Regions from separate parts of the Homo sapiens genome. Here region 2 is linked to region 1. The links are chromatin contacts, found by Hi-C or POLR2A ChIA-PET in ENCODE. All regions are on one chromosome and are shown on one strand. The core of a region is the stretch at or near the end of the contact, and the rest is flanking DNA. Distances in the headings are between cores, read along the strand shown. Region 1 overlaps RAPGEF6 (Rap guanine nucleotide exchange factor 6). Region 2 overlaps ACSL6 (acyl-CoA synthetase long chain family member 6).

What was found. Hi-C counts contacts between places; a loop is a spot of excess contacts on that map. ChIA-PET counts read pairs that join two places held with the same protein, here RNA polymerase II (POLR2A). Pooled maps may share reads with other maps.
Region 2: a loop to region 1 is called in a pooled map, with 2.1 times the contacts of the local background. The contact joins two enhancer-like sites. A Hi-C loop is called at or near these places in 1 of 168 maps with a recorded cell type or tissue (naive thymus-derived CD4-positive, alpha-beta T cell) and 5 of 50 pooled maps. POLR2A ChIA-PET finds 5 or more read pairs at or near these places in 2 of 52 experiments (Panc1 and naive thymus-derived CD4-positive, alpha-beta T cell).

The regions. Positions count from the first base shown.
Region 1 is chr5:131,593,287-131,598,567 of GRCh38, forward strand. The region is part of intron 3 of RAPGEF6 (Rap guanine nucleotide exchange factor 6); the gene reads right to left. Among named protein-coding and RNA genes, the nearest start is that of RAPGEF6, 39 kb to the right of the region's middle. Within about 2 kb of position 2,330, at least 3 of the 41 ENCODE cell types and tissues checked have a DNase peak (open chromatin) inside an H3K27ac peak, as active enhancers do.
Region 2 is chr5:131,973,464-131,979,544 of GRCh38, forward strand. ACSL6 (acyl-CoA synthetase long chain family member 6) reads right to left here. Exons shown (of 21, transcript NM_001009185.3): 10 at 3,185-3,258; 11 at 1,430-1,507. Among named protein-coding and RNA genes, the nearest start is that of ACSL6-AS1, 27 kb to the right of the region's middle. Within about 2 kb of position 1,593, at least 4 of the 41 ENCODE cell types and tissues checked have a DNase peak (open chromatin) inside an H3K27ac peak, as active enhancers do.

The DNA.
Region 1 (5,281 bases), core at 1,080-3,579:
AATGTTATCCCAAGGAATTTACCACAGAGAAATCATTCTTATTCTTCACAACAAAGTTTCAGATGAAGTTTTTCTCACTGCCTATGTTTTCTAATTTTGCTATAATTATATGTGCAATAATAGAAATACAAATTATTAGTAATAGTGGGGCACTGCTACAAAGATACCTGAAAATGTAGAAGTGACTTTGGAACTGGGTAACGGGCAGAGGCTGGAATGGTTTGGAGGACTCAGAAAAAGACAGAAAAGATGTGGAAAAGTTTGGAACTTCCTAGAGACTTGTTGAATGCTTTTGACCAAAATACTGATAAGTGATATAAACAATGAAGTCCAGGCTGAGGTGATCTCAGATGGAGATGAGGAACTTACTGGAAACTGGAGTAAAGGTCACTCTTGCTATGCTTTAGCAATTAGACTGGTGGCATTTTGCCCCTGCCCTACAGATCTATGGAACTTAGAACTTGAGACATGATTTAGGGTATCTGGGAGAAGAAATTTCTAAGCAGCAAAGCATTCAAGAGGTGATCTGATTGTTTCTAAAAGTGTACGTTCATATGCATGAACAAAGAGATTATCTGAAACTGGAACTTATATTTTAAAGGGAAGCAGAGCATAAAAGTTTAGAAAATTTGCAGCCTGATAATGTGGTAGAAAAGAAAACCCCATTCTCTGGGGAGAAATTCAAGCCCGCTGCAGAAATGTGCACAAAAGGAGCCAAATGTTAATAGCCAACACAATGGGGAAAATGTTTCCAGGGCATTTCAGAGTCTTTCAAGGCAGCCTCTCCTATCACAGGCCCAGAGGCCAACCAAAAATGATTCATGGGCTGGGCCCAGGACCCTGCTACTCTGTGTAGCCTCAGGACATGGTACCCTGCATCCCAGCTGCTCCAGCTCCATCTGGGGGCAGATTTACCGCATGCTGTTCTCATGATAGTGAGCTCTCACAAGATTTGCTAGTTTAAAACTGTGTGGCCAAAAGGGGCCAACAGTATAGCTCAAGCCATTGAATCAGAGGCTGCAAGCCTCAAGCCTTGGCGGCTTCCACATGGTGTTGGGCCTGCGGGTACGCAGAGGTCAAAAGTTGAGGTTTGGGAATCTCTGCCCAGATTTCAGAGGATGTATGGAAATGCCTGGATGTCCAGGAAGAAGTGTGCTGTAGAGGCAGAGCCCTCATGGAGAACCTCCACTAGGGCAGTGCAGAGGGAAAATGTGGGGTTGGAGCCCCCACACAGAGTCCCCACTGGGGCACTATCTAGTGGAGCTGCGAAAAGGGGGCCATTGTCCTTCAGACCCCAGAATGGTAGAACCACAGTTTGCACTAGGAGCCTAGAAAAGCCACAGGCACTCAACGCCAGCCCATGAAGGTAGCCACAGGGGCTGTACCCTGCAGAGCCACAGGGGCAGAGCTGCTCAAGGCCTTGGGAGCCCACCACTTGCCTCAGGGTGCCCTGGATGTGAGACATGGAGTCAACGGAGGTTATTTGGAAGCTTTAAGATTTAATGACTGCCCTGCTGGGTTTCGGACTAGCATGGGACCTGTAGCCCCTTTATTTTGGCCAATTTCTACCATTTGGAACAGGAGCATTTACCCCATGCCTGTATCTCCATTGTATTTTGGAAGTAACTTGTTTTTGATTTTACAGGCTCATAGGTGGAAGGGACTTCCCATGTCTCAGATGAGACTTTGGACTTGGACTTTTAAGTTAATGCTGGATTGAGTTAAGACTTTGGGGGACTGCTGGGAAGGCATGATTGGTTTTCAAATGTGAGAAGGACATGAGATTTGGGAGGGGCCAGTGGTGGAATAATATGGTTTGGCTCTATGTCCCCACTCAAATCTCATGTTGAATTGTAATCCTCATGTGTCAGGGGAGGGACCTGGTGGGAGGCGACTGGATCATGGGGACAGATTTTCCCCCATGCTGTTCTCATGACAGTGAGTTCCACAAGATCTGATGGTTTAAGTGTGGCATTTCCCCCCATCGCATTCTCTCTCTGTCTCCTGCTCACCGTGGTAAGGAGTGCTTGTTTCCCCTTCACCTTCTGCTGTGATTGTAAGTTTCCTAAGACCTCCCACTCATGCTTCCTGTGAAGCCTGTGGAACTGTGAGTAAATTAAACCTCTTTTCTTCACAAATTACCCAGTCTCAGGTAGTTCTTTATGACAGCGTGAGAATGGAGTAATACAGAGACCAAAGTTAATTTGCTATCAGCTTAAAATAGTGCATTATAACAAGAGTCTTTATGCTAGCTCTATAGTAAACATAAAGTAAGTACAGCAGATACACAAAGGAGAAAGAGAAAGGAAACAAAGTATAGCACCACAGTGAGCCACAAAACCACAGAGATGAACAAGAGAGAAAGAAGGCTACAGAAAAAAAAATCTATAAAACAACCAGAAAACCATTAACACAAAGGCAGGAATAAATCCTTACCTATAAATAACAGCCTTGAATGTAACTGGGTAAGCTCCTCCAATTAATAGATATAGAATGGCTGAATGGATAATAAAACCCAAATGTATGCTGCGTATAACAGACTCACCTCACTGTTAAAGACATAGATTGAAAGTTAAGGGACAGAGGTTGGGTGCAGTGGCTTATGCCTGTAATCCTAGCACTTTGGGAGGCTGAGACAGGCAGATCACTTGAGGTCAGGAGTTCAAGACCAGCCTGGCCAACATGGCGAAACCCTGTCTCTACTAAAAAATACAAAAATTAGCTGGGTGTGGTGGTACGCGCCTGTAATACCAGCTACTTGGGAGGCTGAAGCACAAGAATCGCTTGAACACAGGAGGCAGAGGGTGCAGTGAGCCAAGGTCGCACCACTGTGCTCCACCCTGGGGAGCAGTGCGAGACTCCATCATATAAAAAAAAAAAAAAAAGTTAAAGGATAGAAAAAGACATCCATGCAAATGGAAAGCCAAAGCAAACAGGAGTAGCCATGCTTACTTTAAGTCAAAAACTGTAAAAAGAGACAGAAAAGGTGATTATATAATGATAAAGGGATCAATTCAACAGGAAGATATAACAATTACATTATTTATAATATATATTATATAATCATTATATAATATATATTTGTGTCTCATATATATATTTACAGTATATATTAACACACACACCCCAAACACTGGAGTGCCCAAGCTTGTAAAGCAAATATCATTAGATATAAAGGGAGAGACAGACTATAATAGAGTAATAGCAGGGAATGCAAATACCCTACTTTCAGCAATGGACAGATCGATAGACCTCAAAATATACTACAAAGCTACTGCAACCAAAAAAGCATGGTACTGACATAAAAACAGACCAATAGAGCAGAATGGATATCCCAGAATTAAACAGACAACTGATTTTCAAAAAAGGTGCCAAAGACACTTAGAAAATGTATATCTCCTTGCAGAAGAATAAGACTAAACTCCTACCTCTCACTATATACAAAAATCAACTCAAAATGGATTAAAGACTTAAATGTGAAACCTGAAACCACGAAATCTACTGGAAGAAAATAGGGGAAAATGCTATACAACACTGTGCTAGGCAAGGATTTTTAAAGCGAAGACCTCAAAACACAGGCAACAGAAACAAAAACAGATAAATCTGATTACATCAAACTAAAAAGTTTTTGCGCAGCAAAGGAAACAACTGACAAAATGAATAGACAACCTACAGAAATAGGAGAGAATTGCAAACTATACCTCTGACAATGGGTTAATATCCAGAATATATAAAAAACTTAATAGCAAAAAAAAACTGATTAAAAATGGGCAAAATAGCTCAACAGACATTTCTGAAAAGACATAAAAATAGCCAATAGGTATATAAAAAAATATTCAAATAAACTAATCATCAGGGAAATGCAAACTCAAATCACAACAAGACACCACTTCATTCCAGTGAGAATGGCTACCATCAAAAAGACGAAAACAAGTGTTGGCGAGGATTTCAGGAGAAGGGAACACTTATACACTGTTGGTGGGAACGTAAATTAGTAGTTATTATGGAAAACAATATGGAGGTTACTAAAAAAAAAAAAAATGGAACTTCTAGGTAATCCTGCAATCCTACTACTGGATACATATCCAAAGGAAATGAAATCAGTATGTTACAGAAATATCTGCACTCCCATATTTTACAATAGCCAAAATACAGACTCAACCCAAGTGTCCAACAATGAATGAACAGATAAAGAAAATGGGGTATATATACTCAATAGAGTATCATTCAGCCATGAAAAGAATGAAATCCTGTCATTTGCAGCAATATGGATGGAACTGGAGGATATTATGTTAAGTGAAATAAGACAGACATAGAGAGGCAAATACTGCAGAATATCACTTATACGTGGAATCTAAAAAATAAAAAGTTGATACCATAGAAGTGGAGTAGAACTGTGGTTACCAGAGACTGGAGTGGGGAGGTGGGAGAGAAAGATGAGGAGAGGTTGGGTAGTGGGTACAAAGTTACAACAAAATAAGAAAAATAAATTCTGGTGTTCCATTGCACAGTAGGATTATTATGGTTAACAGTAAAGTACTGTATATTACAAAATAGCTAGAAGAGAGGCTTTTGAATGTTTTCACCACCAAAAAATGATTAAATGTATGAGGTGATGGATATGCTAACTACCCTAATTTGTATATTATATAACACATAACTGTATTGGAATACCAACTTGTACTCCATAAATATACACAACTATAATGTGTCGATTAAAAAGTTAAAAAAAGTATCAACATTGCTGGAAATGAGACCAAATAACCTAAAACCAACAGAAAAAAAACCTGCTATATTTATTACGTTCAAGAAAAAAGGAAAACAGATGATGGATTCAACCAAAGAACTGGTATCTATGAAACAGAAATGAAAATCTAGAATTGAAAAACTACAATTAAAACTTAAAAATTCACATGAGTGGGTATTTTAGACTAGAAACAGCAGAAGACAGAAATTCACAAATTAGAAAATAAGGCAGTAGAAAATGGGAGACTGAAACACAGACAGAAAAAAGGACGGGAAGATGGAAAACAGTGTAAAGGAAATATGGGACAAAATAAAGCAGGAAGGAGGAAAGAGAAAACAGGACAGAAGCAATAATTTTTAAAATACTCTGTAAGAATTTTCCAAAATCGATGAAAGATATCAAATCAGGGTATCATGAAGATCTATAAACCCTAAACAGAATAAATCCAAAGAAAACCATACCTAGCAACATTAGACAAAACTGCTGAAAAGCAAAAAGCAAGAAAAATCTCAGAAGCAGTCAGAGGAAAAAACA
Region 2 (6,081 bases), core at 343-2,842, 380 kb after region 1:
GCTGTCCAAAGTGCTGCCCTACATGGAGGGCACCCATGACCCCCTGACCCAGCTCTGGCTGCTGCCATGAGACACTGATGAATGCCATCTGAGGTGACCCCCACCCCCTCACCTTCCAACCAAGTCCCACTCAGGCACAGGGAGATGAAGCAGAAGATGGAGTGGAATCCTGAGCCTCTGGGAGATGCCAAAGCAGCCATTCTCACTGGCGTGTGCCCCCCTCACCTACTCCCAAACCCTGGACATGGGCCTCCCTGGGGACTCAGGCCTTTGAGATGTACTACAGCCTACTAATGGGTCTGCTCCAGGTCTTAGAGTTGTTGGATTTCCCCAGGGAATTCTGGGAAGGTGAAGGTGTGTAAGCCCCATGAGTACTGGAGATGCTGCTGAAGTTGGCTGTGGGTGCTGTTTAGTGCGAGGCCAAGGGGGAGCCCCTGGCTGGTTCCTAATGGGACTAGGAGTACACCAGGGGCCTTATATATGCTCCTTTCTTTAATGCTCATAGCAACCCTATAAGGGAAGTGGCATTTCTACAGGTAAGGAACACAAAGCTCAGAGAGGTTACATGACTTGCCCAGGGTCACAAAACTAATTTACAGTAATTGCTGGCATTGAATCCAGGTCTGGAAAGCTGGAAAGCATGCTCTCCAGATGCCACGGCCTTACCTGCACTATTACATAAGACCTCCCCCAAGGCAAAATGGGAAAGGCCTAGAAGACACAGTTTTTTCATATGCTGGTCCCTTGAGTGACACATATATGGAGAATTCCTTGTCTCCATAATCACATATGGATTCCTCCTCCCACTCCCTCTGTACTTCCACAAGGCCTGTCTCAGGGCCAGCCTCAGGCCAGTCCCCATCTGCAGCCTGAAGAGCCATGCCAGTTTCATTCCCCAACTTTACTCTTTTGTTTTCTCTTTTAGGAGTTTGTGAATTATAAAAGTTATGGAACATAAGTGTTTTGGTCATAAACGGAGCTGTACTGCACAGAGCTTGAATGGTAAAGCACTTCTGCAAAGCTGCAATACTCTCTGAGAAGATGCTATCAGCTGGGGTCTCTCTCAGCTGAGTGTGTCCATGGGTAAGACAGGGCAGGCCTGGGGGCTTCCCTGGAACAATGCTCCCAGGAGGGACAAGTGGGGTGGCTAAAGTCCTCTGAGCCCTCTGACCCCTATGGTACCTTCTGAGGACAGGGCAGTTTGGTCCTACTTCATGCCACCAGTGACAAGTGACACCCGCTAGGGTTATGGGTTCTAGGCACAGAGTGTGCCTCCCTGATGCCAGGGCCTTACCTGCACCATTCGCTCAAACATGTGTGCTAAAGGCAAATAGGAAATGTGCACATCCGCACAAGTGGGAGCCCACTGACTCTGTAAGAAAAAAGAAGGAGCCCAGGCAAGGCCCGGTCAGTCAGGTGGGTGTCTTACCTGGATTACTCTCTCAAACATGTGAGCCAGAGGCAGGAAGGAGATGAGCACATCGTCCTGTCTCGGAAAGATCACTTTCTGCAGGCGACGGGCATGGGAGACAGAAAGGAAAGAAACACTGACAGGAAGACGACAAGAGAATCATAAAACAATAAAGAGAAAATGGTCCTGGAGGGTAAACAGGAAGAGGGGGAGGGGAATGGGAGTGGTGAGGACAGAGAGAGAGGTGAGATGAAAGAGAGAAGAAATGAGAGAGAGAGGGAGAGAGAGAGGGAGGGGGAAGGTGCAGAAAGAAGAGAGAGACAGGGCAGCATAGGAAGCGGAGTGTTAGGTCGCAGCGTCAGTGGGTCTAGGTTATCTGCAGAAGCAAAGAGCCAAATGAAGCACACAGAAACCAGCAGAGTGGGCTCCGCAGGGAAGTCTCCTCTCTGAGGGCCTGCCCCTCACTTGCAGTCAGTCGGCTCTAGCCCGGCTCTCTCCCCTTCCTCCCCACACCTGCAGGACCTGCCCCACACCCCATTTCTCCAGGATCCCTGGGCTACCCGGGCAGGGATTCAGAAGGTCTTGGCTAGTCAGCACTTTCTAGTCCTTGCAGAGAAAGGGGCCCAGAGACTCCTAAGTCTATGCAACTGTGGCTGGGGTATGAGCCCCAGCCAGAGGAGGAGACAAGGCCAAACCCCAAACACTGGCTGAGCCTGGCCTCACAAGCCATCCCTGGAACCAGGGCCTTAAAGAGGAATGCTGACAGGGAGCCCTGCTGTGCCCCGCCAGCAAAGGGAGGGCCCAGGACACATCTCACAGATGGGACTGACCCTAGGGACAGGGGCTACTCCAGCCAGGGGAGCCCTGCACAAGGCTTGGGATCTGGGTGGGCTGTGCCTCCACGTGCTCTCCTCTGCTGGACTTCCCTGCTCTCCACCCCTTTGCAGAGGCCTTCACTCTCCTGTGCTGGCTTTTGGGCCAGCTTGGGCAAACCTTGGCTCCTGACCTGGGCTCAGCCACCAACTGTCTCTCACAGTTTTCTGCTAAAATAAACTGTCTCTCACAGTTTTCTACTAAGTGTTTGGGGCACACACTTCATAATGTCATCTACCATGAATGTGGAGTGTGACTTTCTCCACAGTGAAGAAAAAGCCAAACTTTTTTGAAAAGATACACTCCTTTATGCTGAAGGAAACTGCAGGACATACTCACCACTTGTGGGAAAAGTCCTCCTTTGTTAGCCAGTTATAAAATGCTAACATGCTTTGGTCAGGCCAAGACATCAAAGCTTTTTTGATTTTAGATTTACCTTTAAGTACAGCCTTATAAATTAGCAGTTGCCGTTGTTTCTCAGACTCTAGTAGTCCTTAAACACAAAATGACTGAATTAAACCCTGACCTTTGAAAAACAAGTTATTAAGGATTACTTTCTAAATAAAGGTACACACAAAACCATGGGTATATCAATTTTTGAAGTTATTTGAAGTTAGAAAGGAAAAATAGGTTTGCATGCTTTTCTTTCTGGGATCTTAGTACTCCCAGAAATCAACTGAATATTTGTCACGTATGGGTCATTTCAGTATTTGGAGTGAAAAGTGATGGTAAAAGTGGGGTTGCTCTAATGAGAACAGAAACTCCTGCCTGTGAATGGCAGCCCAGGTTATATCAAGAAAAAAAAAAAAAGAAAAAGAAAACAAACAAATAAAAAAAAATCCTCTGAGGCTTGAGGTTGTCCTCAAGAGACACCTGCAACAGTAATGCTACTTTATTCACCTCTGTCACTTTCAGAAAGCCTGAGAAATCAGCCACCACGTTCCCATGGGTGAGCATCGCACCTTTTGGGTTCCCTATAAAAAGAAAGCAAGAAGTCAAATTAGTTGGAAACTCAAGGGCCACTTCTTGAGAGCAGTGCCCAAGTTGGCAGTCCCAGACACCCATGCTGTCTACCCAAGCCTCTGGCCTTTGTCTTCAGCCACCTTTAGACTTACAGGCAGATGAATGCTGCTTCAGGGACCGCTATCCTATAGACATAGCCTACCATTAGGCTCCCACCAGCATGGGACCAGGAGGCAGGTGATATGGCTGCACAGGAGGGGTGCCTCAAGGCCTGAAGGGTCAACTGCTTGTGGTCTGTGCCTTATCCTCTCCCGTCTTCCTTCAGGAGCAGAGGCTGTCAGCCCCGAGTCCCCTTACATATAGCAAGGGCTCTGTACTACTCCCTGGGCCTGAGTGGGCCTGGTCTCCTGAGTCCAGCAGCCAACTCTGATGGCAAAGGACTTCTCTGCTGCATTTGGCACCTGGAAAGGCCCCAGGCTCAGGCCAGGCTGGAGATCCAAGAGGGCTGGGCAGCCCTTCCTGCCTGCTCCTTGGCAGAAATGGGACACAAATATTCTTGCTTTGTTTTGATATGACCTTTCACTACTGCTCGTGAGGCCTAGTTCTCTGGGCCCTTGAGGAAGTCAGGGGCTGCTAGGATGACTCAGAGGGTAGAGATGGCTAGGGATCCCAGGCACAGCAGGCTGGGAAGGGAGGACAACTTGGCCACCATTTCCTGTCAGGGTAGATACAATCCCAAAGTTCCTGCCGGACAGATCTGACAGGGCTCAAATCCTAGCCTTGCCACTCACTGCCAGCATAACACTGGCAAGCCATTGTTCCTCTCTGTTTCCTTACCTGTAAGATGGGGAGAGTAATGCCCACCTCACAGGCTTCTATAAGATCTAAAGATATAATCTAAGTATGAAAGATGTTAAATTAGGTTCCACTGAGGCAGCCAGAGATGTTAAATCAGACGTTTCCACTGAGGCAGCAGATACAATAGCTGCAAAACATCAAATAAGCCAACATGTTAACTTTGCAACCCTCACCCTGAATGAGGCAATAAAAGGGCTGAGAGAGACTAAGAGAGTGTTGTACTCGATGCCCCTGAATTGCTCACTTTAAAATGGAGTTGATTTTATGCTATGTGAAATTTGCCTCAATGAGGGGGTGGGGAGAGAAAGAGAGAGAGAGAGAGAGAACTTTTTTTCATCTTTGGAGACAGCTACACTGAGTCATAGCCCATCAAAAGGGGAGGAATGAAGGGTCCTCTCTCCTAATCTCAACCTAACACCCGAGCTAACTCAGCCCCTAATGGGATCACTTGAAGTGCCTGATTGTGCTCCCTGCAGCTGGGAGACCCAATGAGAAAGATGAAGAAGACTGTGGTTGTAAAACGAAAAGAAACCAAATTAATCCCAGGGAATCTGGATATGGAGTCTACAGAAGGAACATCAGTCTTAGAGAGCAGTGGTGGGAATGGTGGGGTGCAAGAAATCTTATCCACGAGACCAGTTTGCCAGGGCAAAATGACAATCGCCCATGAGGGGAGACAATCAAGAGTACACCAAAGACAGAAGCTGAAGTGGAGCAGGCAGCAGGCAACCCAAGGAAGGACACCACCTAAATCAAGAGTGCTCATGAAGGCAGCCATGAAGCAGAGGGAGTTTTAGACGTTTGCCCAAAACCATCTTTCAACTTTCATAGTCTACTTATTTATTCTCCTACCCCACTTCAAACCTGGTAGGAGAGGGCAGAAACCTCTGTTAGCAAGCTGGGGGAGAAGGAAAAACATCAGAGAGGAACAGAGGAGAGAAGGACCGTGCCCTCCTTACCAAGCCTGCAGCCAGCCCTCGCTCGGGAAAGGAAGGAGTCTCAGTGAAGTGTACTGATTCCTATTTTGGACTGACACTTGTAATTCTGAATTAAGACTGTGTTTGTGACTTGCAATGTCCATAGGACTTTTTATTAACTGAGAGTGACCAGAAAAGGCACAAGATGCCTGAGTTTTTGCCCAGGAGCAGAAAAAGAACTACCCCCGCGGCACAAATTTAAAGGCACGAATGGAGATAAAAATAAAGTTGCTCTCATAATTATATCCCAGGAGGCCTACTTGTTCAACTTACTGGTGACCCATTTGTCAGAGATAAGAGCATCAGGCATGGCCCAATCTTTGAATTCAAGAGACAAGACACATCTGTTTGACTGAAACGTATGGTGGATGGGATTTTAACCTGCACTCTGGCACTTCCACCCATATTGCAAATCACAGAGGTGATTCTGGGGACACAGAAGATTATGACATGATTTAAAAAGTTACATTTCTCTAATAAATAGCTGTCAAAATATCTTCCTTTTGAAAAGAAAAAGTGCCATGGGGTCTAATTTTATCTCTGCCTATCCTTCTTTCTTCCTAACATCCTTCCTCAAACCCAGGCTCAGATTAAGAAATATCCAAGTTGTCTCATATACAAATCCCACAGAGTACCTGGGCCCACAGAGTACCTGGGCCCACAGAGTATTCCAAGTGTCACCTAGCAATTTCTTCCCACTGACTCTTAGGATCTGGAAGTTTCTAAGGAATATCTCCCAAACACTAGGTATGAAATCAGAAGTGTCATGAAATAAGAGTCCTGTGTTACAGAGCTTTGGATTTGCAAAGTTGGCTGACTTGTTCATGCTTGAGAGAACTCAGGGTGAATGGTGTAAGAATCTCAAGGGAAAACTGTCTTCATTGATAAAAAAAAATTCTAAAGCCGCCATTCAGTTCAAGCCAAAACACGTACAACAGCAGTAGTTATTCAATTCCACTTGGTTAGATAAGTCCTTTTCTTCTCCAGCATGATGAGAAA